7 separate regions of the Homo sapiens genome follow, and regions 2, 3, 4, 5, 6 and 7 are each linked to region 1. The links are chromatin loops, found by intact Hi-C in ENCODE. Cell type or tissue: GM12878. All regions are shown on one strand. Region 1 overlaps SLIT2 (slit guidance ligand 2). Region 2 overlaps KCNIP4 (potassium voltage-gated channel interacting protein 4). Region 3 overlaps SLIT2 (slit guidance ligand 2). Region 4 overlaps SLIT2 (slit guidance ligand 2). Region 5 overlaps LINC02438 (long intergenic non-protein coding RNA 2438). Region 6 overlaps LOC105374510 (a long non-coding RNA gene). Region 7 has its middle 15 kb from the start of PACRGL.

Region 1 (4,000 bases):
TCCTGCCCTTTAACTTTCAAAGTTAAAATTCATGTTAGATGATTATTTGTTTTAAAAGTGCTTACTCTGGTGTGCTTTTTAAAAGACTATAAATCCCATTAATAAAGTCGAACAGAAGCTTGAAAACAATTAAGAAATTTAAGAATGAGCTAAATTGTTCTCACAAAAAGAGGAAAACTACAATTCCTGCTGAACAAGTCTTTCATTCAGTTCTTCATTCAATTCACATTAGCCTCAATTGGAAAAATGTCCCTGTTCAGTTAAACAAGTTAAGCCTGATCTTAAGTGTATCTGACTTGCCTTCTATGTTCTTCCAGCCACAGGAAATTCCTCCATGCCAATTTTTTAAAACTGCTATCAAATCTTTTTTTTTTTTTTTTCACTCAAGTGCGACACATTTAAATGTGACCACAGGAACAAATGGAAAGAGATTGAAGCCTTGACTTGAAATGTGAGCTTTCCTCTTTACTAGTCAGTAAGGTATTGAGAAAGTTACTTGACCTCATCCTTCATTACCTTGTCTCTAGAATTAGGAGATCAGCATGTATGGTGATCATGGAAATTAAATAAAATTATATGTCAGGGCCTATTGCATTTATTGTCTGACTCATCCTAATCCCCTTATTCCTTTCTTAGTGTTTCTTTGTTTGTTGATTTATTTTTGTCCATAGTCTCATGATTTGGAGATAGGGCTCCAGCTTTCTCTGCTAATGTATTTCCTACCCCTCTCTTCCTCTGTCAGTGACTGGAGAACTATCTTCTTCTGACATGCCCAGCTAGCTTCTACTTCAGGACTTTATATGCCTGCTTCCCGCAATCATATATATATGTGTGTGTGTATATATATATATATATATATACGTATATATATGTGTGTGTACATATACGTATATATACATATACATATATAGATATGTGTGTGTGTATATATATATATGTATATATATAGAGTCTTGCTCTGTCACCAGGCTGGAGTGCAGTGGTGCGATCTCAGCTCACTGTAGCCTCTGCCTCCTAAGTTCAAGCTATTCCCCTGCTTCAGCCTCCCGAGTAGCTGGGACTATAGGCGCACCACCACGCCCAGCTAATTTTTTTACTTTTAGTAGAGAAGAGCTTTCACTATGTTGGCCAGGATGGTCTCGATCTCTTGAGCTTGTGATCCGCCCGCCTCAGCCTCCCAAAGTGCTGGGATTACAGCCTGCTTCCCACAATCTTAACCAGTCTTGTCTCATCTTCACATAGCCAACTCCTTCTTATCCCTTTGATGTGTACAAAAATCACTTCTTCTTGTGGCCCTTATAATCACTCACATCCTAAATGGCATATGTGTTCCTACTATGCTCCACTGTAGCCCATAACTATCTTTCACCTTGTTAAATTTTCAGCACTTTCCACTGTATGAAATGATCTTAAGGGGTTGTCCTGTCTCTCCTATAGTAGAGTGTACCACTGGAAGAGGCAGAGACATTTTCTGTCTTAATGTTGGTATGTAGTGGGGTCTGACCATCAATATCAGTTGAATTGGCATGGGAATGGATGACTCTGTACATAGGAGGCCAAACAAATAAAAATTTTAAAACCGCTTATCTGACAGGATCACGCTTTTTTCACTTCGGCTGTTGTTAGTTTTAATTCTCTGAAGTTATACATGGTTAGATAAAATGGTCTATGAAAGTCCTGGGTGGTGATGGGACTAGAGACAAGGATTCAAAATGTATTATAGCAAATTTATGTGTAGAAAAAAACACGTGGTTAATTAAGACTTGCTTTCTGTCATTTTATGAAGGTATCTATGTAAGGTCCTAGTTTTCTCCATTATACATAGCTGAAAGAAACACCAGTAATGAAACGTTTTTGTATTATTCTCACTCCAAAAGCCTAGTTATACTGAGGGCGGCCAATAGATCTACTATGGGATACAATGAATATTTAATTTACTTTGATGAAAAGGTGTCATAAGAGCCTTTGACAACCCACAGTGAAAACTTGAGGATGATTTTATTAACTCAAACCCGATAGCATATGTTGTGCAAACTAAGACATCAAAGACTTTTTAAATTAATACCTGGGAATTTCTTGGGAGAAGTAACTGCATATTAGGATTGAGAACAACTCTAAGTTGTCACATATTGAAATTTGTTTTTAATTACTGAAAAGTCATTTTCTCTTATTTCTGGCTCGGGTAAATAGTAGGAAAAATAACACACACATACACATACACAAATGATATCAAATTAAAAGAGAGAAAACAAATGTGAAAGGATTATGGTGTGAACTGTTTGCTTTCCAGCATATTAACTGTACCCATGAACTCTCATCTCCCGCCCCACAGAAAAAAACTAATTATTGGAATTTTTTAGTGAACAGGAAGGATATCAGAGTACGATACTTTCTGTTTCCCTTAAATGCATACCATTTTCTCTATTTTCATAGTTTACCAGTTTCCCAGTAGATGGCACCATTGTGACTCACAATGTTGCTCCACCTTGTAAGGAAGTATTATACACACTTTCAATTTCAAAACATTTGTAAATAGTGCAGTATAGTAACACTTGCGGTGGTGTCTTAGAACACAAATACTTCTACAGTATCTAGAAGACATGTCAACTGTTGAAAGCCAATAAATGTCACAAGAACCCCCGTAATTCCTTTGTATATGTGTGATTTCATATCTTATAATTTTTATACATTTAAATTATTTTAATAAAAATGTGCTTACATACATGTACACACATATGTGTATGTATGCTTATAAATGTCTAAAACTGTATAATTATTTAATGATTTACTTACTACTCTTACTATTTCTTTCTACCTGGATTAATGTGACAAGCCACTCAGAGAAACTGAAAATTCCCATGGGCTTCTCCAGTTGTTCTTGGGAAAAAGGAGACTAGAACAGTGATTTCAGATCTGGAATACACTGGACTCCAACCTCAGATTTTCTCTTTGCTGCCTGTATTACCTAAAGCAATTGACATAACCTCTCTGATATTCAATTTTCCCACCTTTAAAATGGGGAAGATGGCATATACCTGGCTGTGTTGCTGTTAAGGGTAAGTTTTAAGCTGTGTGTGTGTGTGTGTGTGTGTGTGTGTGTGTGTGTGTGTGTTGCAAAAATAAATACAGTGACTGTTATAGAGTAGAAGTTCAAAAATGGTGGCTGCATTCCGATTACAGCTTGCATTAAAGTTGAATATTAAGAACAGGAGAGATCGATGATGGTGTGTTTTGTAACCTTCACACGGTTTTCTATATCATAGGATGAGTCCTAGCTTTCAGAGATTTCCTTGCGCCTATGTCTACCCTTTCTTTTGGTCCTAGAAAAGGTCACAGATTTAAAGTAAGTCAATGTGGAACATTAACATGGCTCATGCAGGTTCTGTGCAGCTGTCTCTATGGGTTCTTGAAATAAAATAGGGCCAAACCAGGCACTTCAAATGGTAGATTTGAACAATAAATGATAACCACTGTCTCTAATATCCAAATCATTCCCTACTCATCCTTCTTTAGGCTCATAGTTCATTGCACTGTCTTCTTAAATAACTACCCGAACACAACTCCACTTTTCTCACTTCTAATGCGTACATTTTTAGCAATAGGTTTTGGTTAGGGTCTTCTCTGTCCACATACTACAACTGTGAGTACATGACTGACCCACACTTTTAACTTGGTGCTTTTGGATTCAGGCAGATGTTTAGTTCCAAGAAGCCTTTGAGAATCATGTTGTACTTACAGAAGCACTCACTATGCTTCCTTTTCCAAGTGATTAGTCTTTCACTATTAATTCATTCAACAAATATTGATGCAACACTTTGTATGCCAGTTACTATGCAGACACTAAGTTGTGCCCTCATGGTCCTTCAACTTTACCTGAAAATAATATATTTTATTTATTTAACCAATATTAGGTATCAAGTGTTTTACAAACATTGCCTAATTTTATCCTTGTAGAACCCTAGGAACTAGAGGCCATAGATTAAAGATGTGGAAACTAAGA
Region 2 (4,000 bases), 1.3 Mb after region 1:
ATACATCTTCCTTTTTGTTGAAAAATGAATGTGACAAAAGCAAGAAAAACAATCACTGATTTATCTGAAATTGTAAAAATTCTCAGGTTTGCTTGTTATGCTTTGAAAAAGGAACCCTCAGCCAACACACAGAATTTGGAAGCAGCCTGGGAGTTTTAATAGGTTTGCTAGGAAATGGGTTTCAGTGCCAGGAACTCCAGATCACAAGAAAATTTATGCAATTAGATCATTTGGTCTAAATGTGATTATGTATTTTAGTAATGAACAGTATGGTAAAGCCAGAACAATAGAAGGAAAGCAGTAAGAAGAAATTCAATTTAGTATAGAAGCTTCAGAGACCTGCAGAAAGGGAAATCATATATGCATGATAAGCAGGCATTTTCCATAATGGCTGGAGATAACAAGTAAATGATTTCAGACAATTGCGTGGAGGATACAGAGGGTACAGACTGGCAATTCTCAGAATGTGGCCATAACACCAGCCAGGGAGACAAACTTTGAAGTTCAGAACAGAAAAGGTAAAGATGTTAGAGGTGGTAGTACTGAGTCAGTGCCAATTAATGTGCAAAGTTTGCAACTCAGAAGAGAAATAAGAAAAGTCCAACCAGAAAGTTCATAAATGAGCTAGTTCAACTTGGAGAGAAAGTGGAAGAAGAGTGAGCCTTGGGCTATATCATGACACTGGGGCATTTGTTTTCAATGAAATATTTATATAAAAATGAAACAAGGTGTGTCATATTGGTACCCATAGTTGGTGATGATTAATTATGTCTGGTCAGGATCAGAAACCGGACTATATAAACCACTGCCAGCTAATGCATGTCTCCCAGAAGACATGAGAGGGTGGTGATGGCTTTGCTCTTTAATACTGGACTTTTGCTCCACATCCCTGGAAGGAATGGGCCATAGGGAGGCTTAGAAATCTTTTCTGCCCTTTCCACCAAGGGCTCAGATGAGAGCAAGACTAAGGGACCTACTTCCCTGTCCTTTTTTGCTTGTCTGCTATCCTTTGTGCTCCTTAGGACTGGGAAGTCCTCAGGCCTCCTCCAACCCCCAGACTAGCTGGAGGGGAGATGTGGAGTGTACAGGCATTGAAGAGAGGTGTTTGAAGAGTCAGGAGAAGAAGATTTTCCATGGAAGTTCAATTCATAAGCCCTTTGCTCTTCTCATTAAAAGCTGTGTATTGGAGGAGAGGCTCTATGAGACCCATATCACAGCCATGTCAACTTGGGATGGAGCCTAGTGTTTCCTCCCCAAATTAAATTGAGCTACTCTCAGGGAGTATACACTGTGGCTACAACAGTCAAATAATAATAATATTAGTACGAATTTAAAATGGGAAGTGCAATGGCTTTTTGTCATTGTTTTATTATGAAGAGAACCTTTTTTTTTTTTTCCGAGACAGAGTCTTGCTCTGTCACCCAGGCTGGAATGGAGTGATGCGATCTCAGCTTACTGCAACCTCGACCTCCGGGGCTCAAGTGATCCTCCCATCTCAGCATCCCAAGTATCTAGGGCAGAATCTAATCCTTTTTGTTTTATTGGGCCACTGGAGTGGTCTTATTAACTATGTTAATGGTACCCACTGCTCCAGGAGAAGGCAATGGTAAATGACTGTGTGTGTGAGCGTGTGTAACTGTGTGCGCATGTGTCCATGTTGCTTAACAAAAACTGTTTTATCCCTTTTTTATGCAGACTTGCTCCCTGGGGGAAAAGTGGTCAATTTCTGAGTTAGGGGCTGTTTGAAAGAGAGGAATTGTTCCCCTGGAGGGACATGGAATCAGGATGGTGACTTGAGCTTAAAGATGGACTCTGGGGTCAGAAACAGGGCTCCGTCTTCTTTTTCTTTTCTTTTTTTTCTTGTGTTAATACATATAAATGGGTCTTGTTTTATTGCTCAGACTGGTCTTGACCTCCTGACCTCATGTGATCCTCCCATCTCAGCCTCCCTAGTAGCTGGGATTACAGATGCAAGCCACCTGCCTGGCTGAGGGTTCCTTCCACAGAATCCCTCAGGACCCAGAGATCTTAGCACCAGGCCGTGAAAAAAAAAAAAAAAAAAAACAAACTGAAGATGTGTATGTGAGGACAGAAAGAGAGAGACAGATCAAGGAATCCCAGAGCCCAAGAGCAAAGATACTTAGGAAAAGGCATACAGTAAACTAAGCGGCCATTAGATTAGAAAGGAGCCATCTGCAATAGCGGCACCATGTGGTAATAATGTGTCATAGCAGCAGTGGACCAGGATTGTAGATTTCTCTTCCCTTGGCTTTTAAAACACCTGATTAACGCTCTCTGAGTCAGGGCTCTTGAATTACACAGGAATGCAGAAGAAGGTGGAAGAATAGGAAAACTCAGATGTCTTCCTGCTAACGGAGCAGGTGGTGGCCTGAACAATACATTATTTAACAAATGTGAGAAAGTAATTATTGGGGTTCTACAAGGTTTATTCTAGGCCATCCTATTTTCCATAAGAAGGTAGCACTGCACTTGGCGTATACCGATCTCATTTACTATCTCAATAATAACCCTTGAGACAGTTTCCCTTACCCACTTTATGCAAGAATAACTAAGGGTCAGAGAGTTCAAATAATTTGCACAAGGATTACTCGATTGTAAGAGTTTGAGCTGGGACTCACATGCAAGTTCATTTGTCTTCAAAATCCTGGGCTTCCAATCTCTGTTCCCCTTGCCTCCCCACAGTCTTAAAATAAATGTTTCCCAGGCTTCCCTCTGCTGCTATCACTGTTGGCATAAAGCGAATTTCCTCGACTGGTGAACCTAAAATTTTCTAACAACAATGATCTGCATAATTTCTCATAGTTTAAAAAGTTCTTATGAAAACAATTTCCTTTTCAGTCTTCCCACAATTTCATAAGGTAGGTAAAATAAAGATTATTATTATCATCTCATTTTATATACGAGGCAGGGAGGGCCCTAATTAATGTACTTATTTCAAAGTCTGGCATCTCTTAACAATAAACTTATTTCACTCTTTGTTAAACTGACCAGCATAGTCATGGACTGAGAGTCAGAAAGTGTGTGTTTTATTTATTCATTCATTCACTTGTGTAATTACAAATCCATTGAGTGTCTATCACCTATCAGGCATTATTTTAGGTACTGAAATATAGCAGTGATCACAACAAAGACCCTGTCCTCTTGGGGAATGCATTCTAGTGAAAGAAACAGAAAATGCACAAGGAAACAATGATTTGAGATCAAGTGTCAGGTAGTGATCATGGCAATGAAGAAAAACAAAGAGAACACAAGAAAGGGAGTCAGGGAATCTCTCTTTGCAGAGCAACATCTGAGAAGAGGTGAGGAAGAGAACTAGGGAGAAGACTTAATGCATTAAAGCTTTAGAAAGGAATTTGCTTTATGAAAGAATGAGAAGGCCATTATAACTGGAGCCCAACGAGCAAGGACTAGTGATACCAGAAGACACTGGAGGAGGAGACAGTCAGATCACACAGAGCTTGAAATGCCTTGTTGAGAGTGAGGGAGACTTATTGCAAGAATGATGGGAATCTATGTGGGGGTTCAGAGCAGGGTGGGGCAGAGCTGATACATGTTTAAAGGATACTTCCATGGCTCTGTGGAAACTTGACTCAGGGATGTGGGGTGGGGAGGCAGTGCAGAGAGAAATCAAGGAGATGGGGTTAGGAAGCAGATGGAGTGACAGGTGAGAGAGGTCGATGGCTAAGAATAGAATGGTAACGGCAGCTGGCTTTATTGCCAATTATGCAATACTTTTAGGTTCTATGACCTTGAGTTTAATTAACCTCTTTGGGGTTAATTAGCTTTTTTTAGCTTATTTTTATTTCAAAATACAGTTATTAAAATCCTTACAAGTCTGTAATGAAAGAAAACTTACAAAAAATTACATATCCTGAAATATATAAAACGTTAAATAACTGTTTTTCTCTTGCCATAGAGAAAAATATACACAGCGGGGACCTAATAAGCACAGAATTTGATTCAGAAATGGATTTAAAAC
Region 3 (4,000 bases), 130 kb after region 1:
CCACTTTCTCGCTGTCCTACTGAATGTACTTGCTTGGATACAGTCGTCCGATGTAGCAACAAGGGTTTGAAGGTCTTGCCGAAAGGTATTCCAAGAGATGTCACAGAGTTGTAAGTAGAGCTTGTCTTTCTTTTCTTTTCTTTTTCCTTGATGATAAATGTTTCATACACCCAGAGGAATGGACAAAAATCTTTACAATCTTCTTTACAAATCATATTCTAAGGCCAGTTAATTATTATCCTGTAAAATGGTAAATAAGTAATGCAAAAGCTACTTTAGAGGCCCTTGGGAATTGCTGTGTGTGTGTGTGTGTGTGTGTGTGTGTGTGTGTGTGTGTGTGTGTGTGCGCTATAAGATTTCTCAGTGCCTTTACTATGCTAAAGTGTACTATGACTCTTCAAGAAACAATGGTAAAATATAAGGTATCTTTCACATTTATTTGTTCCTATACCCCTTTTCTCATGGAGCATCTTACAAGACTAATGGCCCATGGAATGCACTTTGGGAAATGCTTTATATTTCATTTACTTACAGTCTAGGATATTCTGTACAGGAAACTTTTTTTTTTACCTCTGTGACCCCTAGGAGAAAATTTTACCACATGGGATAAATAACTATCTGGTATATGGAAGAAACTAGCATAATCTCTTCCCTTAAGAAGAGATGCTGCTTTTGGAGGCTTGAATCAAAGTCCTTTAGATCCTAAAGGGTATGGGACCAATTATCCTTGACATTTTCATAACTGATATTTAACCACAAATTATATGGCCAGGATATACACATCTCGACCTTCTTCTGCACTGCCCACGCTCCCTTGGCTGCCTCATGCTACAGTTGCAGAATGGAATTCATTAGAGAATATGCTGCCAGAATAATGATGCTTCCATGCCCCATTCATTCCATTCCTTTGTCTCTAAACTGTCATATTCTGGATATGCTTGTTCTGAATACAATTGAGTCACTTTGCCTGTTTATTTTTTATCTATGTGGAACTATGGATCAATAATGATTTAAACCCAAATGTAATTTATGCAGATGTGTATCAGTTATTTGTGCAGATGCACACACATATTCCAAATGAGCAGGTTTGACAAACTTTTGACAGTGTGCAACATAGGTAATGAGGTTCAAGGGCATGTCATTTCAATTTTTAAGGATCTTATTTTCAAATCACATGCAATTCTTTAAACCCTAAGTTTGATCCTGAATAGAACACTTAGAGGAAAAAGGCACAAACTTAGCACATGTGCTTAGAACACGGCTCTTAGATTTGAACTGCTGTTAAGTGCTTAGGTCCTCTCTCACTACCAATCACATTGGTTAATCAACTGGAAGGACTATTTTATATGTATATGTGTGTAATTAAATATTTAATTCTTATAGTAATGTTTTTTATTTCAGAAGATCACATAGGGATATTCCGAAACCCTCCTCTGTGGGAAAGCTAGATGCCTATAGAATATTCTGTGTCCACAGGATGGGGAACATCACACACCGGGGCCTGTCTTGGTGTGGGGGGATGGGGGAGGGATAGCATTAGGAGAAATACCTAATGTAAATGGCAAGTTAGTGGGTGCAGCAAACCAGCATGGCACATGTATACATACGTAACAAACCTGCATGTTGTGCACATGTACCCTAGAATTTAAAGTATAGTAAAAAAATAAAATATAAAGCAGAGATAGTTAAAATAAAAAATAAAAAAAGAATATTCTGTGTCCAAAGCATTAATTTTAGGAGTACACCAATGAAGAACTTACACTCAGACCACCTTTGATGCTAAATCCCTTCTTCTACAATTTTAACTGGACTATGTATTGGTCACTTTACTCTATTCCCATTAAATAACTTTAAACATTTCTTACTAAGCTCCATTGGACATCCTGCTTGGTGCATACCCTGTGCTATCTACAGCATATTTCAACTATTCAAAAAGTTGAATTTTCAATCTATTTTACTACAAATTATTAAAAAGTAGTCTTTTTTTCCAAAGAAAGTTTGTCATAGAGATGAGAAAAATATTAGCTTATCTGTTTTGAATTCAAGTTTTACCCCCTGGAGAGCTTATTCTTGTAACCTTACCAAGTCAGCAGAATCCTTCTTAGCAGTAACATATATGCATGTATTAGAAGAATTTCATATGTGTATTACATTAAATAATTAAAGACTTTGGCAAAAATTAGTATTATTGGTGGACTAGTTTTAACAAATGGTATCCATTATTTTTAATCAGTTCCATATAACTTCCGCCTTAGATTATTTTACATATAAACATTCATAGCGCACATTCTGAATCTTGACCTTCTGCTGTGTTTTCTGGAATAAAGGGAGAGTGCTGAACTATATAGGGTGATGCTTCCCTCTAGTGGTATCAAGAAAAACTTAGGTAGAGGAAAGAAAAAAATGGAGAGGGGTCGAAGAAGAAATATCAAGTCAGAAAATTTAGGTAGACATGATGAGTCATAACATAGACCCAATTATTTATCAAACATTAATTATATTTTCTGATAACTGGTGCCTTTTATATCATTGTTTTTATTTTGAAATATTGGGAATAAATTATCATCTTAGACAACTTCTCAGCTATTTCTATATCCAGAAAAAATACCAACTTCAACCTGGAATCTTGAAATGGACCACAACATTGGGGTAGGAACGGCCACATGTTTAATGTCCCAGAAGTGTCTGTGGGCACATGTATAGCCAGATGGCCCCAGTTTCTGAATGACATTTGCACCCTTCACCATCTACGTTCTAGGAAAAACAGCCTTGGAAGGAGATGAAATTTATTTTCCTTATTGTGACATAATAGATATAACTTCAGGCATTCGATTATCTCTCTGTCCTGCCAGTTAGCCCAAAACCTATTTTCTGATTATTCTTCTGACTCTAATAAGAAGGGAAAGTTTACTTATATATGGTTATTTGATTATTGCTGTTACATATATATATATATATATATTTATACACTTCATCAATTTATATTCTATAAAATCTCCTAATGTTATCATCACCAAGAAGATATATGCTGGTTACAACTATTTTTAAACTTAAACCTAATATGTTCAAATCCGCAAATATGCCTTTAATGTGTCCATTGTTATTCACTAAGTGTATTGACACATATTAAGGCAGCAATGAGTGGTCTTGGCCACAGCAGCAAGGTTTTGTTACTAGTTAATGAATTTCATGGTATTGTGTCCACATAAACACAAGCAAACTGAAGGCTGACTAAAAGTACGGTTAATTGAATGAATCTCCTTGCTTGCACACAGATGGCTAAATGCTGGGCTTGCCTTGTTAGATAAACCACAAAGAACTGGACTCGTGGACAACTCTGCTTTTTTTTTTTCTTTACTTCTCTTAAATAATAATCCATGCTTGGAACACGACATCTTAAAGCAAAAATTGCCAAGGGGTTCCTTGCCTCAGTTAAGAGTGAAGTACTGTTTACTTATTTTATTCAAGGCCACCATTACTTTGTAAGAAGATAATATTGTTCCATTGTTTTTAGGTATCTGGATGGAAACCAATTTACACTGGTTCCCAAGGAACTCTCCAACTACAAACATTTAACACTTATGTGAGTAACATATTGCACTTTTCTTTGACTTACTCTATTTCCAGAAAATGGGGATGGCAAGGGACAGAAGATTTAGTGAACCTTCCAGATAATACAAATCATTCACAGTTAGATGCTTCCCTCCTTGCTCATTGCGGTTCTGGACCCCTGGCTACATCTTCATTGAATATCGATCAGGCGATGGAGTGTCTTAGCAAGAGGTCCTCCTCTATTCAAAAAAGCACAAATACAACGAAGTCTGAGTAGTCAGAGAATTATGAAAATGTATAAACCTGCAGATTTTTATTGATAATGAATATGGGTTATTTTATGACAAACTAAGGAAGGAAAGATAGAAAACGATGCCTTTATTCTTGACTTTAAGCGAAAGATGGTAGGTGGTAATGACTTTCCCAAAAATGTAAATGTAGTTTATTA
Region 4 (4,000 bases), 100 kb before region 1:
TCAGATGAAAATATATTGAATTTCTCAGGGCTTTCAATATCAGTTCTATTTCCGTGAGCATTTTAGCTTTCTAATACAAGAAATGCAATTTGAATTGTTTACTGCTGTAAGCCACTGGTTATTTTCAGACATAATGGAATAATGGTGTTTAGCCACAATGTGGTATTTTCTAAAAGCACTTGAAATATTTCATGAGTAAGATTAGCTAAAGAATTTAGTCTTGTTTTTTATGACCATGATAGTTTATGTCTGCAACCTGAGAAGTTTTTATTTTCAGAACAGTTTCTCAAGAGTTTTATTTTAAAGAAAATGAAACTTTTTCTTATAAGATCAGATATCAGGTTTCCACTAACTGTGTTAAATATTTCGCTTTAAGTTACAGTATGGAAAATTTGAGTTACTCAACCAACTCAACTAACTTAGGCATTTTATTGTGAACCAAGAGGAGAGGAGTGTGAGATAATTATAATCAAAAACTACCATAAATACATGATGTGATTGTAAATTTATTCTTTAGTGAAATACTGAGAACAGATTATTTTAGATTATCATTTTTAATTTATGTTCACAAAACATTTTAATGAATAATTCATATTGATAAAGTGTTATATATTTTGTAGTTATAAGTAAAATTAAAATATATATTAAAGAAAACATATGGCTGGGTGCAGTGGCTCATGCCTGTAATCCCAGCACTTTGGGAGGCTGAGGCAGGCAGATCGTGAGGTCAGAAGATCGAGACCATCCTGGCCAACATGGTGAAACCCCATATCTACTAAAAATACAAAAAAATTAGCGGGTTTGTTGGCGCGCATCTGTAGTCCCAGCTACTTGGGAGGCTGAGGCAGGGAAATGGCTTGAACCTGGGAGATGGAGGTTGCAGTGAGCTGAGATTGTGCCATTGCATTTCAGCCTGGCGATAGAGTGAGACTTTGTCTCAAAAAAAAAAAAAAAAAAAAAAGAAAGAAAAGAAAACATATTTTAGAGTAGGGCTTTTAATTGATATTTTAGTCCTTCTTTAAATGGCAAATATAAAATAGATTTTCTTGCTCTTATTATTTTATCCTAAAGTGATTTTCATGGAATTTTGTCTATAAGAAATTGAAATAAATTTTATGCTGTATAATTATGTCAGAATTTGACACAATAAAGATATTTTTCAGTTCTATGATTGGGTTAACTGTTTCTAGGCTTGAGGGAGAATTTTGCTTGTAAACCGTATTAATTTGGTAGATCGCATTCTACTGTAGTCTTGTCACATTTGTTGACTTTCTGTAAAAAGTGGCTGTATTAGTCTGTTTCTGCATTGCTATAAAGAAATACCTGAGACTTGGTAATTTATAAAAGAAAAGAGGTTTAATTGGCTCAGAGTTCTGCAAGCTGTAACAGAAGTATGGCACTAACATCTGATGGCTTTTGGTGAGGCCTCAGGAAGCTTACAGTCATAACAGAAGGCAAAGCTGGAGCAGGCACATCACGTGGTAAGAGCAGGAGGAAGAGAGAGGGAGGCAGATGCCGTATGTTTTTAAACAGCCAGCTCTCATGAGAAGTCAGAGCCAGAATCCACTCATCACCAAGGGGATGGTGCCAAGCCATTCATGAGGGACCCACCCCTGTCATCAAGTCAGCTCCCACTAGGTCCCACCTCCCACACTGGAGGTCACATTTCAATGTGAGATTTGGAGGCAGCCAACATCCAGACCACATGAGTGGCTTTCTGATTACTTTCTGCCTTCTTTTTTTCTTTTTTAGTATATCCACTTTACTGTTTGTATGTGTTAAAGCGGTGGTCCCCAACCTTTTTGGCACCAGGGACTGGTTTTTGGAAGACAGTTTTTCTATGGAATGGGTGGGGGATTGTTTTGGGATGAAACTGTTCTGCGCTAGATTCTCATAAGGAGTGTGCAACCTAGATCCCTCGCAAGCACAGTTGGCAAAAGGGTTTGTCCTCCTATGACGATCTTACGCGGCTGCTGATCTGAACACGAGGTGGCGCTCAGGCGGCAATGCTCACTTGCCTGCTGCTCACCTCCTCCTGGGCAACCCGCTCCTCACAGGCCATGGATCAGCACTGGTCCAGGCCCAGGGGTTGGGGACCCCTGTGTTAAAGTCATGTTCTTATAGCTATTTTTAAGGTTACAAAGATAAATATTTTTCATCTCTTATGACTGCAAATTGTATATCATAGTTAGATTGTTTCTCAATCCAGGAGCAATTAAATTTGTACATTAGGTAATAAGCATTTTTCTGCCAACCCCATATTAAGAATACATGGTAATAAAACAGGATGACACAGAGTAAAGTACCTGTTTCTGGTGTCAGAAACAACTGACATATTCCAGCTCTCTATTTTTTGCCTGTGTTATCTTGGGCAACTTTCTGAGTTTTAATTTTCTTATCTGTGAAATATAAACAATTAATGAAACGAGATAATGTTAAGATCTGATAAGGATTAGAAACACCAAATGATAGCAAAGTATGAACAACCTTCTTTCCCGCTTGGGAAACAGGTATTTCACAGTTTTAGAGGTTTATGTATATATACACATACACACACTTACTCAACGGTTTGATATATTGAGTAAATGTATCTGTAGCTATTTACTGAGTTCCTGATTGCCAGGCTCTGTTCTAGGTTTCTGAGATACATGACTTAATAAAACAAAACCTCTGTCCTTGTCGAGCTTAGTATTTTAGAAAGTGAATATTGTGGGTTTTCCTTTCATGTCATTAATATTTATTTTAAAGCATTCTAGCAGTATTGGCTGTCTATATTCTTGGCTCACAATATATTCATATTCCCATGAACTAATGGGAAGAAGAAAAAAATAGGACAGGATAAAAGTTAGTTGTTTTTCATATGAAAAGAGGTCTTATGACTTTATTTAAAAAGACAAACAATATAAGGGAAATTGAAAAAATGATGTTAACAGGTAATTCACAAAGAACTGCAGATGGTCAATAAATTCATGGAAAGCTGCCCAAACTTACTAGTAATTAGGGAAATAATAAAAGCAAATAAAACCATGGATACTCTTTTTTCCTGCATAAAATTAGCAGAAGGGAAAAATGTTAATAATGCCTAGTGTTGTTAAAGGTGTGGGGAATATAAGCACATTTCTACACAGGGATATGAATTGTAACTTTTTTGGAAAGCAATCTGTATTACCTGTAATAAAATAATTAATTATTATAATTAAAAATTATAAACATGTGATCATACCCAAGGTTCTGCATTTTTAGTCATCTATCTTAGAGAGATCAAAGTACCAATATATAAAAGTGTGTCTTCAATACTGTGTATATTATTATTTGAAATGACAAAAAGCTAGGAATAAAACCTTAGAGTTTCTCAATAAAGAGACATTTCAAGACAAAAGTACCAATATATGAAGTTTTGCCCAGAAGGCATAATGTTTTCATCCATGCTTGTGAGAACAAGGACTGCAAAACGTCATGAATATTCAACCACAACAGAGTAGTTCAACAAATTGTGATGAACTCAAAGTACACAGCATTAGGTAGATATTTCAAAGATAAACTAGAGTTGTTACCATTGACGTAGATGATAGATATCTGTGATATCTTAAGTGAGAAAAGCAAGTAGGCTTGTGATGTGCTTGTTATAATCCATTTGGTTTTAAATTTGAAGATACTTTATGAACATAGAGAAAGAAGGGGAAGAATGTGTATCAAATTGTAAATATTTATCACTTCAATGTGGAGGTTGTTGAAGGGAGAAGGGAAGGAACACTTGACTTTCTTCTGTCTGATTTATTTATTTTCTCATTGATAAAATTATCAGAAAGGAAAAAACATAAGAAAGTTAAAATTTCAAGCTGTTAAAAATGTTCTATTTAGGGTAGCATTGGCATATGTCTTACACTAAAGACAGTACAGAGTTCTGCTGGAACTCTTTACATTAGGTAGTAGATGTTTAGTAAATATTTCAGTCACTCATTAATTGAAATATATTGAGAATTCTATAGCCATGGGCTTT
Region 5 (4,000 bases), 1.2 Mb before region 1:
TGACAGTGAGAACTCTTGAGTCAGACCACTGACTCCAAATCTTGACCTGACCATTTAACAAGTGTATATTCATGAGAAGCTTATTAAATTTTCCTAGAGTGCAGTTTTCTTATCTGTAAGGAAACAGTCATAGAACGTTCCTTGGAGTTTTCAGCAATTAAACTTATAGCAGTGAGATAACATATAAGAATTGCTTAGGCCGGGCGTGGTGGCTCACGCCTGTAATCCCAGCACTTTGGGAGGCAGAGGCAGGCGGATCACGAGGTCAGGAGTTCGAGACCAGCCTGACCAACATGGTGAAACCCTGTCTCTACTAAAAATACAAAAATTAGCCAGGCGTGGTGATGCGCCTGTAATTCCAGCCACTCAGGAGACTGAGGCAGGAGAATCACTTGAACCAGGGAGGCGGAGGTTGCAGTGAGCCGTGATTGCGCCATTGCACTCCAGCCTGGTCGACAGAGCAAGACTCCGTCTCAAAAAGACAAAAAAAAAGAAAGAAAGAATTTCTTAGAACACACTGGCATATAAACATTAGGTATTTTATTAAGCACTATGCTAGAAGCCCGGGATACAATGGAGAGCAAAATAGTTATTTTTCTCTTTTTTCACTTGGATAACTTTATTTATTAGTGTAATTCTCAATCCGTAAAGTTCACCATTTGAAATTGTAAAATTAAATGAGTTTTGCACAATTCAGAGTTGTCCAACCATAACTGATAACTTTCTTCCCTCCCAGCTTTACCGGAATAGAATTGGTATGCCAAAACTGCATATAATTAATATATAATTAGCATACCATTTGGTAAGCTTGGACATATGTTTATATTCCTGTTACCTTCACCACAATCAAGGTGACAAACGTACCCATCACCTCTAAAAGTTTTCTTGTGTTGCTTTGCTTTTCATTGGTTTGTTTGTATTGAACACTTAACTTGAGATTTACCCTCTTAACCATTTTTAAGTGAGTGATACTTTATTGTTTACTATAGGAACTATGTTGTTCAGCAGATCTCTAGAACTTACATAACTTTAACTTTATACCCATTGAATAACAGCTCCTCATATTCCCCTCCGTTCACTCCCTGGTAGCCATCATTCTATTGTCTACCTCTGTAAGTGTGACTATTTCATTATTATTATTACTCTTATTATTAATTATTATTATTATTATTTGGAGACAGAGTCATGCTCTGTTGCCCAGGTTGGAGTGCAGTGGCTTAATCTCAGCTCACTGCAACCTCCGCCTCCCGGATTCAAGCGATTCTCCTGCCTCAGCCTCCCAAGTAGCTGGGATTATGGGTATCCACCACCACGTCTGGCTAATTGTTTTGTATTTTTAGTAGAGACAGGGTTTCGCCATGTTGGCTAGGCTGGTTTCGAACTCCTGACATCAAATGATCCACCTGCCTCAGCCTCCCAAACTGCTAGGATTACAGGCGTGAGCCACCGTGCCTGGCCAGTGTGACTATTTTAGATACAGTATTTGTCCTTCTGAGACTAACTTATTTCACTTAGCAGAATGTCTTTCAGGTCTGTCCATTTTGTTGCGAATGGTAGGATTTCTGTCTTTTTTAAGGCTGAATAATATTTTATTATGTGTTTATACCATAGTTTCTTTACTCAATTGTCAGTGAACATTTCAGTTCCTTTATCTTGGCTATTTTCTTCAGTGCTACAATGGACATGGAAGTGCAGATATTTCTTTGAGATCCTAATTTCGGTTCTTTTAAACATATATCCAGAAGTGGGATTGGGATTCCTGGGTCATATGGTAGTTCTATTTTTAATTTTCTGAGGAACCTTCATACTGCTTTCCATAGAGACTGCACTGTTTTACATTCCCAACACAGTGTACAAAGTTTCCTTTTTATCCACACAGCCACCAACAACTATTATCTTTTTTGTTTGTTTTTATAATAGCCATCTTAAGAGTTTGGTGATATTTTATTGTTGTTTTTATTTGCATTCCTTGATGATTAGCGATATTGCACAACTTTTGATATACCTGTTTGCTGTTTTTATGTCTTTTTGGAGAAATGCTTATCCAAGTCCTTTGCCCATTTATAACTGTTTTTTTTTTTTTTTTGCCATTGAGTTTATAAGAGAAGCACTTCTAAAGAATTCTTGCAGAAGGAGATAGGGAGGAGAGAGAGAGAGAGGGGAGAGCTAGAACTATAATGAAATACAGTATGTCTGTATTTCACAAGGTAAAACATGTTTATAGTCCTACAGCTTACTACTGTGATTGTTCTTATTTCAACATTATTGTGCTATTTCAGATATAGCAAGTCTTTTTAGAATGACTTAGAAACTTGAAACAAATTGACTTGATGCTATTTGCCTCTGGGAAAGTGGGGAACATTACTTCCACATTAACAATATCTTTTTAAGGTAAGTAATAAAAGTTAAATTAGTGAACACTAGATGGCGGCATTTAAGAAAAATTAAATCAGAGTAAGTTACTGCGCCACATTAAAAAAAAAATCAGATGTCTCTCACAACAATGACTTGTTTTTCTCATTTATTTGTTTGTTTTGTTCACTATTTGAAATAAGATTTTAGAAGTCTGGAGAAAATATTAAATAGGTGGGAAGGTACTAAAATGTATTTTTCTTGTTTTACAGGTAGAACTCATTGAACACTTGACTCCTGAATGTTCAGATCTATGTTTGAGTTGTTCCGCTAATCCTAGGAGAGTGATTAAAGGTCCACATGTAGTATAAAAGGACCAATGTTTAGGTAGGTGTTTGCTAAGAGGAAACATTTTTGAAAGAAACTTGTTCTGAGTGTAATGCCAGGCATTTAGGCACCAATGATTCCAGAATTTTTTGTTTTTTAAACATACAATAATGGGTAGAATTAATTGAGTGCTTAGGAAAGTCCCAAGTACAGGGATACAAACTTTACATATATCACCTCACTATATCTTTCTACAGTCTAATAAGGTAGGTATATTTTTGGTCCTGTTTTGTAGATGAGGATTTGGAATTTTAGGTTTACGAACTTGTGAAAGCTTATACCATTTTAAATGAGAGTTGAGTTTCAAATATGAAGTCCACATTATTTTGAGTCTAGACTGAGATTTTAACCATTCCACAGATTTTCACAGACCTCAGATTTACAGATTCCTGTAAAATGCACAATTTTGAAACATAGGTATAGCATCAAGCTAAAGTTAAATGTGACTTTGAAATGGGTTGAACTGCAGAGAGGTACCAAATTCCTTACAAACAAACAAACAAACAAAAAAGTAAACTTTTGGACTCATGATCCACAGAAAATATTTGACTCTTTTGATTTTGTTATATCAGAAAATTCAATTAAAATTAATTTTATTTGTAGTTATCTTAATTGCTGTTTTGGATAAACTCAGATATTCATGTAAATTAATCTCTAAAATATTACAGAAAAAAATTATATATTTTGTCCTTAAAAGTAAACAATTGATGAGATTCAAATAAAAGGAAATAATCAAATTACTCTTTTTAATATAGATACAAGTCACACGGCGTAGACGTTTGTTACGTTAAATTACAATATCAATCTGTTGGACCACTTAAAAATATATAATGTCTATAATATAGACATTATATATAATGTATATAGTATGTATTATATATAATGTATATAGTATGTATTATATATAGTATATATTATATATAATGTATATAATATATTATATATAATGTATATAATATATTATATATAATGTATATAATATATTATATATAACGTATATTATATATTATATATAATGTATATTATATATAAAATATTATATTTATATATAATATATACATTATATATAAAATATTATATTTATATATAATATATACATTATATATAATATATAATGTATACACATTATATATAATGTATAATGTATACATTATATATTATATATAATGTATATTGTATACATTACATATATGTAATATATATAATATATATTATATATAATATATATTACATATATGTAATATATATAATATATTATATA
Region 6 (4,000 bases), 1.7 Mb before region 1:
AAATAATATCTGAGGGGAAGTTTGTGTTCAACAAAAAAAGGGAACAGGATGAGATGCGCTAGTTTGGCTTAATCAAACCAAACCATTCTTTACATTGACTTGCAGCCCAGTGTTTTTTCCACTTCACCATGATATTTCATCTCTTCTGGACCTGGAGAGGTAAACACCTGTGGGATGGTGGTGACCAACAGGGCATTTAACTGAAGCTTTGTCTATCTGATGTCCCAGTAACGACCAGCTCCTAACAATCTGCCCCTACCCACTCCCTCCTCATATCTGGTTCTGTCCACATGTAAACACATACTCTGGTCACATTAAACTATTCCTTTTCCTGATCATATCAAGATGCCTCACAATTCTGACCTTCATACATTCCATTCCTGCTCCTCAAAATACCATCAGCTTTATAAAAAACTGCTTAATTTACTTCAGTAATACAGAAGAATTTTATACATAGTTTATTAAAAATAACTTTGGGAAGCTGTACTTTGATCAGCAATAAAACTATTGAAAAGATAAGGTTATCAAATAATTACCCCATGTTAATCCTGAAAATAATTGTTATAAGCCAATCTTGTAAATTCAAGACCAGGCACATCATAAATAATCACAAAAATTAGAAACATACTCAAAATATCCGTATGTTTAGTATACATAGAAAATTCACTGACTGAAATAAATCATGAAACATGGACTGGAATTTTGTGGGCTCTTAAACTTCATTTTGTCCCTATTGTTTTAAAATGTCAATGGTTTGGACCATTTCTGCATTTGTTAAAACTGTAACCTTAAAATTTTTTTAAAAAATAACTTTACAAACACATAAATATGCTTAATCACTAACTTGGGAAACTTCTGTTGCTCCAAATCAAGTATTTCTCTTTGTCTATGAAACTTTCTCTAGCCAGCATCATGACTGCTGACCGATTTCCACTGTGTATGTTATGCGTGCTTCTATGAGGGAGTCCATGACACATACATAATTATTTATTTGTATTGTAGCAGGACAAACCACAGACAAAACCCTTCAGACACCGAGTTAAAGAAGGAAAGGTTTTATTCAGCCGGGAGCTTCGGCAAGACTCACGTCTCCAACAACTGAGCTCCCTGAGTGAGCAATTCCTGTCCCTTTTAAGGGCTCACAACTCTAAGGGGCTCTGCGTGAGAGGGTCGTGATCTATTGAGCAAGCAGGGGATACACGACTAGGGGCTGCATGCACCAGTAATCAGAACGGAATAGAACAGGACAGGGATTTTCACAATGCTTTTCCATACAATGTCTGGAATCTGTAGATAACATAACCGGTTAGGTCAGGCGTCGATCTTTAACCAGGCCCAGGGCATGGCGCTGGGCTGTCTGCCTGTGGAATTCATTTCTGTCTTTTAGTTTTTACTTCTTCTTTCTTTGGAGGCAGAAATTGGGCATAAGACAATATGACGGGTGGTCTCCTCCCTTAGTATGTTTGCCTATCCTAGTACCTCAGACTTCTTGAAGAGAAGAAATGCCCTATCTCCCAGTGACTGATATCTAGTAGAGACTCAACATGCATTTGTTAAATAAATGACTTGAGAATCCTTATGACTTGAAGATAATGTTTTAAAATGACAGAAAATTATTTTTTCCATTTGTGTGATTCTTCCTAGTGAAGTAATACTCCTTCACAAATTGGTTAAAGCTTTCTTTTTAAAACATGTATTTATGTCAATGAATTTTAACACACACAGTGATATGATTTTCAAGACCAGTCAATTTTTTTTAAGAAACTCAATAGAAAAGTTAAAGACTCGATGAATTATACAAATATTTCAGATTATTATCTGACTATGCATTATTTCTTTCATGAAAGAAAGCCAAAAGCAAAAATGAAGCCAAAAGCAAATCATTTTTTAATGAACCATTGAAATTTAACCCCTGGAATAATTAACTAAAAAATAATATAGAATTTGTTTCATAGACTAACTGTGAATAGTTAAGAAGGTCTTCACTGAATAACCAGTGGTTTATATAGCAAAAATGTTGTTAGATAAAAGGAAAGAGTTAATCTTGTGCCTATTGAATAATACATTTTTGTGTTTGAGAACCCAGTTATTTTGATATTATTTAAAACACTGCCATTAGACTAATGTGAGCCTTTTTGAAAAAATCTTTCAACCCTCTTCCTTCAATTTCTCCGTCTATAAATACTTACAATATACTGCAACTCTAAAATAACTCAAGATTTAATTTAACCTATTTGTGTTGAGGAATGATCTGAGATGCGATACCCAAAATGCTCACTAGATGGCAGGGTTCCCATTTCAAAGGGAGCGCTACCTTGTTACAAAACAGTAAAGGCTTCCAACAAACAGAATTCGAAATGTGTTTATTTGTGTGGCTATAAATATAGCACATCTGATCCAATTTTCCACTGGGTTCCATGCTTTTCAGTGATTTTTCAGCCAGTTTTTTAAAAAGTCAGATTAAAGACGTTATTTGATATGCAGCCACATTCTTTCCAAATAATCAAAATTAATCCCTATTCCTTATTTTTAATCAGACATTGCATATCCATCCACAGTGTCTTTAGCTGAAAGAAATTATGAACCCATTTATTAAGTGGTGTGTGATTTTTGAACACAGTTTCGCCAAGCCCTCAGCATGTGTAAGTATGAATATCTCTGGAATTTATTTACAGTTCCAGAAAACCAAAGCAACACCTGCTAAACTTTGTTATATTCCTGACAGGGTGCTCACTGCTGTTTAAAAGCCATTCCTACTGTGGCCAGTTGTGACTGCCTGAGACCAAATATTCTCAAGGTAAATTGAACCGAATTTTCAGGCAAGGGAAGGTGCTTTGATCAACTAAGTAAATGTATGTGGTTAATCTTTGAAAAACAAATGGCATGCATACAGGCAAAGCTATTATTATTACCAGTTATCATGATTATTATTGTTGCTGACTATTTTATTTCTAAAACTTTCAGAGGAGTACTTTCCAAGAAATTTAAGATCAAGGAAAAGAAATGTATTTCTTCTAAATCTAACATAGCAGATTTGGTGTTTCAACCAAAAGAAATTTTTCCACTTGCATGGTTCATACTGAGCAACCTTTTATTAATATGAAAAAGGAATCTTCCAGACTTCCCTGAAAATTGCAAATTTGCTTATTCTCAATATTTATCATAAATTGCTAAACTTTCTGGCCTAAATTTAAATTATTTCAAGGCAGAGTCATTGGAAGCATAGCCCTGCCTTTCCATTTGCAAAGCAACACAACACTCTAAGAAGAATCCCTCTTAACATAAAACAAAGTGATATGTCATGTGGTCTTCAGGGTAAAATGTGAAACAAATATACCAAAATCTATCTTCCTTCCATTACAACAACAACAACAACAACAAAACTAGGTCACACTTGAAATCCCCCCGCCCTTGTCATGGACAGTAGCGTTTTTTAAATCCCTCTTCAGTCTCTGGGCAGTGTTTAGACACAAAGTATTTTAATATGTCATGAAGTCCCTGTCTTTCTGCCTAATCCTACTCTATCATAATGCATCTAGCACAATGGAGATGCATGCATGCTTAATTTCCATAAATTACACAGCCCTGCATTTTCATAAAGACAAATTCCAATTGTAAACTATTAAACCTAAGTCAACATCCTTTGATGTCTCTGAGAAAGATTGTGGGGGAAGTTTAAGCATTCCCACATGGGGATGTGTTCCCTAGAGTAGGTGAGGAGGGAGGTAATATTTTTTTTGCCCCTCATATCTCTTTATTAACTTGGATGTGTTCTTCTGAGGCTGAAGTGAGTTCCTTTACAGAAACTTAAAAAAAAAAACAAAAACACAACAAAACAAAACAAAAACACTGTGGGAAAACCAGCACCACACATCACTTCTCCCAAAAGCTAAACTCTTAATCAGAATCAAAAGAAACTCTGTTTCTCTGAAGCCATGGCTTGGTTTCAGCCTCTAAAGTGGGAACCAAGTCTAGCCGTCCCTAACCAATAGCCTTACTC
Region 7 (4,000 bases), 270 kb after region 1:
CACCGTGAACTCCTTCATGGTGTGGGGGATATTATTTATCTTATCACAAAATGTGTATTAAGTGAATGAGTGAAATGATACCTTTGATATAATGCTTGTAGCATTAGTGACTTTTTCAGCTTGGGTAATTCTGATTGCTAGTGTGTGTATGTGTGTGTGTGTGTGTATGTGTGTGTGTGTGTACTTGTTCGACATTCAATCTGATTTTAATAAATATTAACTAGGTGCCCACTAAGTGCAGAGCTCTGCATCAGATGCTACATGAGACCTAAAAGAATTAAACCTTGTCCCTAAAGGACTTAGAATATCGATTCCTGTGTGTGCCATCTGGTGCATATCACTATTTTAAAAAGGTTTTTTTTTTTAATTTCTTGAGGTCTTTTGAATCCTATTCTTCTCTGTTTTTAAAGATATTAGCGATGCACGTCTCCTCCTACCCCACTTTAGTCCCCAGCTTTATCTCTTTTATGAACAAAATTAAATAGATTTCCTCCCAGAAGGAATCCTTTGGTAGAAATTGTATAAAGAGAGAAATTAACTCTTTCAGACTCCCAGGGTGCTATTGCTAAATGTTCTATAAAACTCCTTCCTCATTACTACCTGGAGAGAGACTTGGCATCCGGAAAATAGCATCCAATATGTATTCACTTATTTTCCTCCTTGTTATGTGATGGGGGAACATGAGTGCAACACACTGAAGATAAAGAAGGCTAAGGGATGCTTGTTCATAAATAAGAATAAGATAAGGGTATAGGCTGGGGGATTTTAGTCTCCCAACACACTTTGAAGGTTTGGCTCCTTAGATAGCCCGAGCATGGATTCCTGCCTTCTGCTCCTGCAGAAGGTGAAGGGGGTGGAGGCTGCTGTGACTAGGGCTATGACACTAACTTTGGCTGTTAATGGTGGCCTTCCTTAGCCTATCTCCAAGAATACGGATGCTAGTACAAGTCATGTGCTGTTAACCAAGTATTTTGCCCCTTTCCTTCTGAAGTGGCACTCTATTAAACAGTAATATTTTCTTCCCTTGTTGCTTAAAATAAATGTTTTTAAGGCCTATGAATACTTTGGTCAACATTAGTGGTTTTTCATACTTCCTTCTCTAGGTTTTTAGGGAGAAATGCCTACACTGTTCTTTGAATTGCTTCGTTATTATTATTCCCCAGATTTTCTCCATGTATTAAAGATCCTAAGAATTCTAAGCTCAGACTTTTGCCTCTGTAAATATATTTTTTAAATGGCTGCATAATATTACCCATGGACATGATTCCTAGCCATAGCTCTACTTTGCAGTCAGTCCATCCCCAAAAGACCATCATAGACCACACACTGAATGTTCTACATAGGTTGGGAAAATCTAATGTTAAATATAATACAAAGAGACAACCAGTGATAAAGTTTAAATCCTGAGTCTCCAAGCACATTTTCTTCGAGGGATTCCTTTTTCTTTAGTTTGAGGTAAAAGACTCCAGCAGAAACAACCTCTCTTGACATCCACAAGCCCTTCTAGTAGTGCTCCTGGGTGTGGGTGTCATGAAAATGCAGAGGGTCTCTTACATGTGGTCAAAAACGTTTCAAAGCAGCTCAGCAGATGTATTAGGCTGTAGTCATTCTCCTCTGCTTAGCATTTGGTCAAGATAAGCATTTCCAGTCAATGCTGATTGCATTTAGCCTGACCATGTTTTTGTACGTTTCAATGCTGATCCTATTTTCTCCTTTTAATCGTACAAATATATAACAATAAAGAAAATAATTTTGCTAGCAGTTGAATTACAAAATGTGTTCAACACTCCATTAATAAAATCTCTATCTTGTTCAACATCTCCAGTAAATAGCCTTTATATATTTCCTCTTTTCTATTTGCCAGCTGACAATAGAAAACATTAGCTGAGAGTTGAATGCGGGAAAGCAAAATAAGAGATAGTTATCCACTGCCATCTAGTGGCTAAAAACTTAAAATTCAACCAAAGTTTTTGGATCTTTTTCTTCTAAAATAGTGGAAAAATAAATATTGGAGCATATTTGCACATTTTAAAGGTCTTAATTCTTTTAAATTTTTGAATAAGAATCTGAACAGATAATAAACACATTAAAATTAAGTTTATTTTAACTCCATTACTCACATCTCAACAATAAGACAGGTAAGGTAGTTCATGTGGAGCAAAAAATGAAAGCAAGAATTGACAAGTATTGGGTTATCTTCCCAGGGAAGACAGCTAATGAGGAAGGTTTTACCCTAGCTTAGACCTTAATCAGAAAATTATAGATATCACTGAAGGAGCCAACTCGTTAATTTACCTTCATTGTGCTGTTTGGAGCTATCTTATTCCCAGCACTAATCTCTTTCTTTAAACCAACGTGGGGGCCAAAGACCAAAGTCAGCCAATGCCTCTTAGCAGAAAACAAGTATTTTAGAGATTCTAGCATTGAAAGTTAGAGTTTGGGAACACAGATTAACCTTTTTACAGAGTTTTGATATTGCTATTCAAGGCTGCCCTACTGGACAACTAGAATTTACCCCAAATACGGAGAAATCAAGTGTACTATTCTCTAGAGAAACAGAACCAATTGTGTGTGTGTGTGTGGGTGTGTGTGTGTGTATGTGTGTGTGTGTATGAGAGAGATATTTAAGAAATTGGCTCGTGTTTATGGAGGGTGCCATGTCCAAAATTTGCAGAGCAGAGCCTCAGAGCCAATGCTGCAGTTCAAGTCTGAACGCTGTCAGCAGCAGATTTCTCTCTTGCTTCAGGGAAGGTCATTCGTTTGTTCTATTCAGCCTTCAACTGACTGGGTGAAGATTACCCACCTTATGGAGGGCAATCTGCTTTACTCAAAGTCTACTGATGTAAATGTAAGTCCCACACCAAAGCAGCCTCACAAAAACATCCAGAATAATGATTAACCAAGTATCTAGGCACCATGGCCCAGCCAAGTTGACACATAAAATTAACCATCACACCAGGTGAAATGTACAAAGTGTGAAATGAAAGATTTGGGAGAATTTTTGAAAAGTTTCAAAATGTGCTTTATCATTCACCTGAATAAAATGATTGCTTTATGTCAGAGGTTCTAAACAGCACCTCTCTTTACCACTGACACTTCAAACACCATCAGAGGTACTTGATCATATGACCCAAGTGGTACAGCAGCTTGGACAGCAGTCTGGAGCTGTTGTAGAGCCTTCTCTTGCTCTGGGCCCCACTCAAAACTAGTAGCTTTTAGGGTCTCTCGGTAAATGGGCTATGATAACGCACCCAAGTGTCAAGTATGTTTTCTCCAACATCCAAAGAGGCCTACTAGGTGTTGTATCTCTTTTTTTGGTTGTAAGAGAGGACAGATGCAATGTGTCTTCACCTATCTCAACATGCCCTACACCACTGGATCCCTAGAAATTTGACTGCGGTGGAGGTACTTCAATTCTGGTCAGATTTATTTTCCACATTCTGACATGTAAATGTCTTCTCAATAAATATAGAGTAGTTGTTACTTCTTGCTCATTAGGTCCAATCATCATAATATCATCAGTGCAAATAACCAGTGTAACTCGTTATGGAAGGAAAAGACTATCTGACTCTCCATCAATTAAATTATGATGTATGGCAGGAGAGCTGATACACCCCTGAAGTGGGACAGTAAAGGTGTGTTGCTGGCTTTGTCAGATGAAAGCAAACTGCTTCACCTAGTCTTCACAAATGGGTATTGAGCATAAAAGCATTTGCCAGATCAATAGTTGCATACCAGGTACCAGGGAATGTGTTAATTTTCCCAAGCAATGAAACCACACCTGGTACAGTAGCTGTGACTGAAGTCACCACCTAGTTTAGCTTTATGAAAATCCACTGTGCTTCTCCCAGTTTTATCAATTTTCTACACTGGTCAAATAGGTGAGTTGAGTGGAAATGGGATGGCAGTTACCACTTCCATATAATTTAAGTGCTTGTTGTTGGCATTTATCACTGATACCCTTCTAGGCATGTGATGCTGCTTTTGACCTATTATTTTC

The links. Hi-C counts contacts between places; a loop is a spot of excess contacts. Peaks named below come from ENCODE experiments on the same cell type or tissue, not always from the same donor. Only the 100,000 strongest peaks of a DNase experiment are listed, where the experiment ranks them.
Region 2: a loop joins it to region 1, with 5 times the contacts of the local background. A loop is called at or near these places in 14 of 110 quality-filtered maps.
Region 3: a loop joins it to region 1, with 12 times the contacts of the local background. A loop is called at or near these places in 74 of 110 quality-filtered maps.
Region 4: it touches region 1 in a loop (2.7-fold over the local background); 19 of 110 quality-filtered maps call a loop at or near these places.
Region 5: it touches region 1 in a loop (4-fold over the local background); 3 of 110 quality-filtered maps call a loop at or near these places.
Region 6: it touches region 1 in a loop (4-fold over the local background); 12 of 110 quality-filtered maps call a loop at or near these places.
Region 7: a loop joins it to region 1, with 7 times the contacts of the local background. A loop is called at or near these places in 88 of 110 quality-filtered maps.

Annotation. Positions count from the first base shown.
Region 1 is chr4:20,416,599-20,420,598 of GRCh38, forward strand. All of the region lies in intron 4 of SLIT2 (slit guidance ligand 2), which reads left to right. Among named protein-coding and RNA genes, the nearest start is that of SLIT2-IT1, 26 kb to the left of the region's middle. RefSeq lists enhancers at 2,337-2,406, 2,527-2,576. In GM12878, a CTCF peak has its summit at 2,447 (motif pointing right); a DNase peak (open chromatin) is centred at 2,503; H3K4me3 peaks cover 390 bases; H3K27ac peaks cover 569 bases.
Region 2 is chr4:21,763,776-21,767,775 of GRCh38, forward strand. All of the region lies in intron 1 of KCNIP4 (potassium voltage-gated channel interacting protein 4), which reads right to left. Among named protein-coding and RNA genes, the nearest start is that of KCNIP4-IT1, 87 kb to the right of the region's middle. In GM12878, a CTCF peak has its summit at 2,210; no DNase peak of the experiment used is centred here.
Region 3 is chr4:20,542,517-20,546,516 of GRCh38, forward strand. SLIT2 (slit guidance ligand 2) reads left to right here. Exons shown (of 37, transcript NM_004787.4): 21 at 1-110; 22 at 3,515-3,583. Among named protein-coding and RNA genes, the nearest start is that of MIR218-1, 16 kb to the left of the region's middle. In GM12878, a CTCF peak has its summit at 2,362 (motif pointing left); no DNase peak of the experiment used is centred here.
Region 4 is chr4:20,311,833-20,315,832 of GRCh38, forward strand. The region is part of intron 4 of SLIT2 (slit guidance ligand 2); the gene reads left to right. Among named protein-coding and RNA genes, the nearest start is that of SLIT2, 62 kb to the left of the region's middle. In GM12878, a CTCF peak has its summit at 1,986 (motif pointing right); a DNase peak (open chromatin) is centred at 2,019.
Region 5 is chr4:19,222,600-19,226,599 of GRCh38, forward strand. The region is part of intron 2 of LINC02438 (long intergenic non-protein coding RNA 2438); the gene reads right to left. Among named protein-coding and RNA genes, the nearest start is that of LINC02438, 230 kb to the right of the region's middle. In GM12878, no CTCF peak of the experiment used is centred here; no DNase peak of the experiment used is centred here.
Region 6 is chr4:18,687,231-18,691,230 of GRCh38, forward strand. All of the region lies in intron 2 of LOC105374510 (a long non-coding RNA gene), which reads left to right. Among named protein-coding and RNA genes, the nearest start is that of LCORL, 670 kb to the left of the region's middle. In GM12878, a CTCF peak has its summit at 2,281 (motif pointing right); no DNase peak of the experiment used is centred here.
Region 7 is chr4:20,683,428-20,687,427 of GRCh38, forward strand. No RefSeq gene overlaps it. Among named protein-coding and RNA genes, the nearest start is that of PACRGL, 15 kb to the right of the region's middle. In GM12878, a CTCF peak has its summit at 1,923 (motif pointing left); no DNase peak of the experiment used is centred here.